2 separate regions of the Homo sapiens genome follow, and region 1 is linked to region 2. A link is a contact called in ENCODE Hi-C data. All regions are on one chromosome and are shown on one strand. The core of a region is the stretch at or near the end of the contact, and the rest is flanking DNA. Distances in the headings are between cores, read along the strand shown. Region 1 holds the start of ATP13A2 (ATPase cation transporting 13A2). Region 2 holds the start of DNAJC16 (DnaJ heat shock protein family (Hsp40) member C16).

Evidence for each region. A loop is a pair of places that touch in the nucleus more often than their neighbours do. Pooled maps may share reads with other maps.
Region 1: a map of naive thymus-derived CD4-positive, alpha-beta T cell shows a loop between it and region 2 (12-fold over the local background). The contact joins the promoter of ATP13A2 here to the promoter of DNAJC16 in region 2. A Hi-C loop is called at or near these places in 1 of 168 maps with a recorded cell type or tissue (naive thymus-derived CD4-positive, alpha-beta T cell), 1 of 37 single-sample maps with no recorded cell type and 6 of 50 pooled maps.

The regions. Positions count from the first base shown.
Region 1 is chr1:17,010,320-17,013,256 of GRCh38, reverse strand. ATP13A2 (ATPase cation transporting 13A2) reads left to right here and starts at 1,329. Exons shown (of 29, transcript NM_022089.4): 1 at 1,329-1,528. The coding sequence starts at 1,519. RefSeq lists a silencer at 1,165-1,694 and an enhancer at 2,185-2,234.
Region 2 is chr1:15,525,392-15,528,125 of GRCh38, reverse strand. It overlaps DNAJC16 (DnaJ heat shock protein family (Hsp40) member C16), which reads right to left and starts at 1,278. Exons shown (of 15, transcript NM_015291.4): 1 at 1,168-1,278. RefSeq lists silencers at 814-913, 838-1,132, 1,254-1,393 and enhancers at 1,504-1,603, 1,119-1,622.

The DNA.
Region 1 (2,937 bases), core at 80-2,579, 1.5 Mb before region 2:
AGCCTGCCCCAGCTGAGTAAATGGCTCCACTGGCACCCAGCTGCTCAGGCCAAAACCCTGGGGAGCATCTTGAATTCCACACATTCCTGCACCCCCACATCCTATCCACCAGCAAGTCCTGCCAACGTGTGTTCCTGTACCAAATGTTCACTGGGATCTTGCTATGAATCAGGTGCTGCTTTCCCTCCTGGGGTCTATCCCCTACCCACACCCTCACCACCATCACAGCTGTGTCTCCTTCCAGCCCCTTCCACAATAGGGATCGTTGGAGTTTTCCTTTCCTTGACTAGGGCTACTTCCCAGTAGACAGCAGTCTCCGCAGGGACAGGGGCATCTCTGTTTTGTTCACTCTCACGTTCCTGGCTCCCACAGTGGTGCTGGCACTCCATAAATTCATACTGGACAAATGACCAGTGATCCTGCCCACGTCTATCCTTGGCCCTAACGTGAACCTTCCCTTGTTTGCCCTAGGATCTCACAGATCCACTCTCCCCTTTGGAGCTCCTCTGTCCAGAGGTCCTGGAGACAGGGAACACTATGCCTGTGCCGGTCACTATGGGGTAGCAGGATAAATGCTGCACGCAGGTAAGACATCTCTGGTGCCTTTCAGGGGTCTTCATGAATCCCCCCAGTGCAGGTGTGTCTGCAGGTCACGCTGTGAGGCTTCTCTTTCTCTGGCATTTCAAGGCCTCCAGTGCATCATGGCAGACTCTCCCTGGGTCTCTGTGGGCCCACATCTGACCCTGTGAATCTCTGGGCAGGTGTGTCTTCCTTCTTTGCATTCATCAAGCAGCGCCAGGCACTGTCTCAAGTGCTTGATACGCATTTTCTTTTTTTTTTTTTTTTGAGACAGAGTTTCGCTCTTTTTGCCCATGCTGGAGTGCAATGGCATGATCCCGGCTCACAGCAACCTCCGCCTCCTGGGTTCAAGCGATTCTCCTGGCTTAGTCTCCGAGTAGCTGGGATTACAGGCATGCGCCACCACGCCCAGTTGACAAGCATTTTCTTGTGTGATCCTCGCAGCAGTTCTCTGTGAAGCAGGCATTGCTATCCTACAGGTTGGGAAAAGAGGGCCAGAGAGGATCAGTGACTTGCTCACGGTCGCGCGGCCTGGAAGACATGGAGAGCTGGACCAGCACGCACAGTCCCTAACCACTGGGACGTGCTGGCGGGGGCTACCTCCGTGAGGTGTGTGTCTCCGGTCGCCCCGCCCCCGGTGTGTGCGGAGGAGCAGGCGGGGACTACAAGTCCCGGCAGCCCCGGCGCGGGCGCTGCGAGGGCCGCAGAGGGCCGGGCGGGGCTTGCGGCGCGCACGGAGGGACTGCGGCAGTGTCGGAGCCGCGCCGAGCCTGGTGGCCCAGGTGCCCCGCCCGCGTCAGCCCTGCTCCAGCCCCGCGCTAGCCCAGCGCCCCTCGCCCCGGGCCGTCCGGACCGCGCCCCCGCCCAGGGCCTTGCGCACGCCGGGGCCCAGGCCGAGGGCCGCAGCGCCGGGGCCGGCGATGAGCGCGAGGAGCCGGCATGAGCGCAGGTGAGTGCGGAGTCCGGGTCGGCCCCGAGCCCGGCGCGGTCCCCGGCCCGCCAGTTGTCGTCACCCCTTGGAGGGAGAGGGGAGGCGACGCCCCCCACCGCGGGGTCGCGAGCCCAGGAAGCGGGACCTGGTTGGGGATCCTGGCCCGTCCCCTCCCTTTTGACGGGGACTCGGCCCCGGTTTCTTCCCAGAGACGCCGGGGCTGGGGATGGCGCCGCCGCTCGCAGCCGGTCCCTCCCCTCCCCTGCACCCCTCAGCCGCGGGATTGGAAGCCGGGCGCTTGTGCAAGAGGGTCCTGGGGCCGTGCGGGGACGGGGAGGCCACCCCACGCCCACTTAATCGGATCCCACCCCGAGTGACGGATGTCCAGGTGGGGGAGACGGCTGCATCCTCGGGCCTCTGGGCAACCCCTCTGGGCTGAATGAATGAATGAATGGCGTTGGGGGAGTCGGGACTCCATTTCCTGGGTAGATGTCCTGGGCCACAGCGCCACTCCTGACCTCCTGCCTCAGACCCCAGAGAAAACCCGTCACACCCAGGGCCAAGGGCCACACCCTCCATGCAACCCATCCCTGGCCAGATGTCCTACGCCCACTCCTCCAGGGTCTAATTTAAATCCCACCTGCCGGGAATGGGGCCAGTCCTCCTCCCCTATCCAGAAAGGTCTCATCTCAGTGTCTGTCACTCAGCCCCCAGCCCCACAGCCTAGAGTGCACCCCCCGGCGAGGGAGGGGAAGGAATGAGGAAAGACAGCCCCTAGAATCCAGATCCAAAGATGGGAAGATGGTTCACACACACTCCCGCCTCAGCCTGGCAGAAGACAGGAGCTCCCCGCCGCCGGGAACCACAGCCAGGGAGGAGGCAGCCGCCCTGGGCCGCTGCCAGGTCACCAGCAGGAAGCCAAGGCTTCCGCAGGAAATAAGAGGTCCCAAATGGCTCTAGCCCCTCTGATCCACAGTGCTGGTGACACTGCCCCGAGCTGTGACCTCAGACGAGGTTCAAGTCCAGTCTTGGCCCCTCATAGCTGTGTGACTTTGTGCTTGTCAATCTACTCCTCTGGGCCTCGTTTTAAATGGGAATCCTAATCTGTACTTTTCATGGAATGGCTGTGGGAAAGAATGTGCCCATTCAGACACACTCATTTCCAGCTTCTCCCCTTTCAAGCTCTATGACCCTGGACAAGGGATTCACATGCTGTTCCTCAGTTTCCCCAGGTGTACAATGGGGATAATAATAGTCACTACCCCAGAGGGTTGTGTGTGAAGCTTCATTGAGTTAGCACACTGAAGGGCTTCCGCAGGGCATGGTGAGCACTCCATGGGAGCTGCTGTTCATCAGAAGAGCAATGACAGGCCAGGCGTGGTGGCTCACGCCTGTAATCCCAGCACTTTGGGAGCCTGAGGCAGGCG
Region 2 (2,734 bases), core at 29-2,528:
CAGATGAGAAAAAGCGGCAAGAAAAAATTTAGTTTTACATGTGAAGAAGAATTAACGGCAAAGACCAAATAGCAGGCGTGGTCTTTAAAAGTTTCAAGCTCCATCTCTGGTGAGTACAGTGACTTAATTCATTGTGAATTTTGGAAATAATCCTGGCTGGTTAATGAACAGGGTAGTGCTGGAACTGCAGATATTTATACTCCACAATTATGATTGCTGTTATACCCTACAATGTTTTTTTTCAAGGAACACATTTATCTTGATTTCTCACAAGTTAATACAGTTTTAAGGTTCAAGTGTCTTCTGTGACACCTTACTGAAGAAGGGCAAAGCTATAACAGTGGTGGATTTCCGTAAGTGCAAGTTTAATGCCGCCTGGGAGTCCTCACAAAATTGACTAATCTGATGACCAACGTTTAAAATTGCATACGTGCTGAATAAAATCCTAAAACAAACCAGTTTCTTCTTTGTTAAGGCAACCTATTATATCCTAGAAAACACGTGAAGGCAATGTAGCTACTGGTTAAGCATATGGGTTGAAGACTAGGATCTATTCTCCACTACTTTATTACCTTGGGCAAATTATTTAAACTTACTAAGCATCAGCGTCCTTATTCATAAAATGGGAATGAATACTACCACCTTGAAGGATCATCATGTGGGGACTAAATGCATGTAAAGGGTTTACTGAGCCCAGAGTCAACAGTCAACAAATGGTCGTTAGTGCTATTATTTCTACCATGCAGTACGATCGCTGCCTTATTTAACCATGTCAGTTCCTTCCAGCTAGAGGGCCGAAGTGGCGGTGGTCTGGGAAGTTCTTTAGCTGACATGCGAGATAGACGGCGCCGACCTCGGAGCAGCAAACACCTGCCCAACAGGTAGGCTGCCAGCTCTCTGGGCAGCATATCCAGGACCAGGAAGAAGCTCCCAGAGACAAGCTCCAGGTCTAAGCCCCGCCTCGCGCTCCTGCCGGAGGTCGCAACCCTGCAGGAGACAGCCCCCTCCCCCGCCGCCCTCCGAGAGCCCAGGGCCCGGCCCTGTTGGCTCCCGGCTCCCCCCGGGGCCAGCAGTGACTGGAAACGAGAAGGAACTGAGGGGAAATCCCTGAGTCGGCCTGGCCCCGCCGCGTCCGCGGTTCCGCGCGTCACGCCGGGAAGGAGTTACCGGGAAAGTACACCGGCCCAACCGGCTGCAGCTCCGTGCTCCAGTTAGTTCGCCGGGCCGGGAGCTTCCCGTCCACACCAGCGCTCGCCTGGGCCTGGGGAGGGGAAAGAGGAGGGGACAAGCCCGAGGGGAGTCACGTGACGCTTAAAGGTCTATCGCACTGAAGGCGAGGACCGAACAGGTCGAGGGCGTCTACTGGGCGAATCTATTTTGACCCTTGCCACTCGCCGTCTAGGCGTGGACCTGGGGTGGTTGCTATAGAAACGAGGCGCGCTCTTTGGTTGCAGCCAAAAGGCTGATCGTGACCAAAGAGGCCAAAACGTGCCTCCTAGCGAGGCGAAGTCGCTATGCATGATGGGATACCAGAAGGACCTCCTCGATCCAGGAAGGTGTTTCCGCTCCTACCGGGAGATGGCCCTCGTCTAGCAACAGTTGCTAGGATGGGGACGCACTCTCTGGTCCCTATTCTCTTTAACCCTATTCGTAGAACCTTAGAGCGTCAGATTGGAAGTGACCTTAGGGATTCTTTAACTCTCCAACTCCTGCAATATTGATAGGGAGACCGAGGTCCAGAGAGGGGCAGAGATTTGCCCAAGGCCTAGAATCCAGCATTCCTTTTATTTTTGTTTACTTATCTTTTTTTTTTTTGAGAGAATCCAGGACTTTTAATCCCGTTTACCGAAAACCGAGCTCCACCCAAGAATGTACCAGTCTGTGCCTTAAGCACGGGGAAAGGGCGGTGGGGGTGGAGAGAGGGATAAGGCACAGGTAAGTGAAGGAAACTTTCTTTGAGCCAATGAGATAGATCCCTTGCGGATATAAAGAGCTTTCATATCTCCCTGTCTTGTTTTTATTTTTTTCTCTTTGCATTTATCACTATCTAACATAGTATGTCTTATTTATTGATATAGTTTATCACCTGATCCTTCCACTGGAATGTAAACTCTAAAAGCAGGGATTTTGTTTTGTTCACCTTCATGTTCTTAGTGTTTGACTACAGGCTCAATAAATATTCGTAGAAGTGAACGAATGGGGCTGAGGTTTTGGTGCTCAAGAGATTATATTCTAAGGTGGATTCTTAAGAGTGTGGCTTACAGAGTCAGGTTCGGGTTTCAATCCTGCCTGCCTCGGCCACTTAGTACCCAAGTGACCTTAAACATTCGTTTCCCTGAACCCTAGGGTCTACATCTGTAAAACCGGCGGGGGGTGGGAATACTTTCCTGGCAGGATTGTAGTTAAGGATAAGTGAAATAAGCATGAAAAGTGGCTAGCACGATGCCTGGGACTTAGCAAATGCTCAGTAAACAGAAACGATTATTTTTGAAATGTGAAAATGAACCGTTCAGAACGATGGGAGTTTACAGGACTAGATTTCTGCCGTTTTTTTTTTTTTCTGTGTGGGAGGTGTTAGGGTGGGAGGGAGGGAAGAGGGAATGGAAGACTGTGTAAGGTGGGCTTGGTTGGATCAGACACTCGAGTTTGGAACAGTCAACTGCGATCTGGGCACAAGGGCGGTGAGGGGAGCTTATGGTTTTACTTGGGGTGGAGGAGGGGGCTAAGGGGAAGC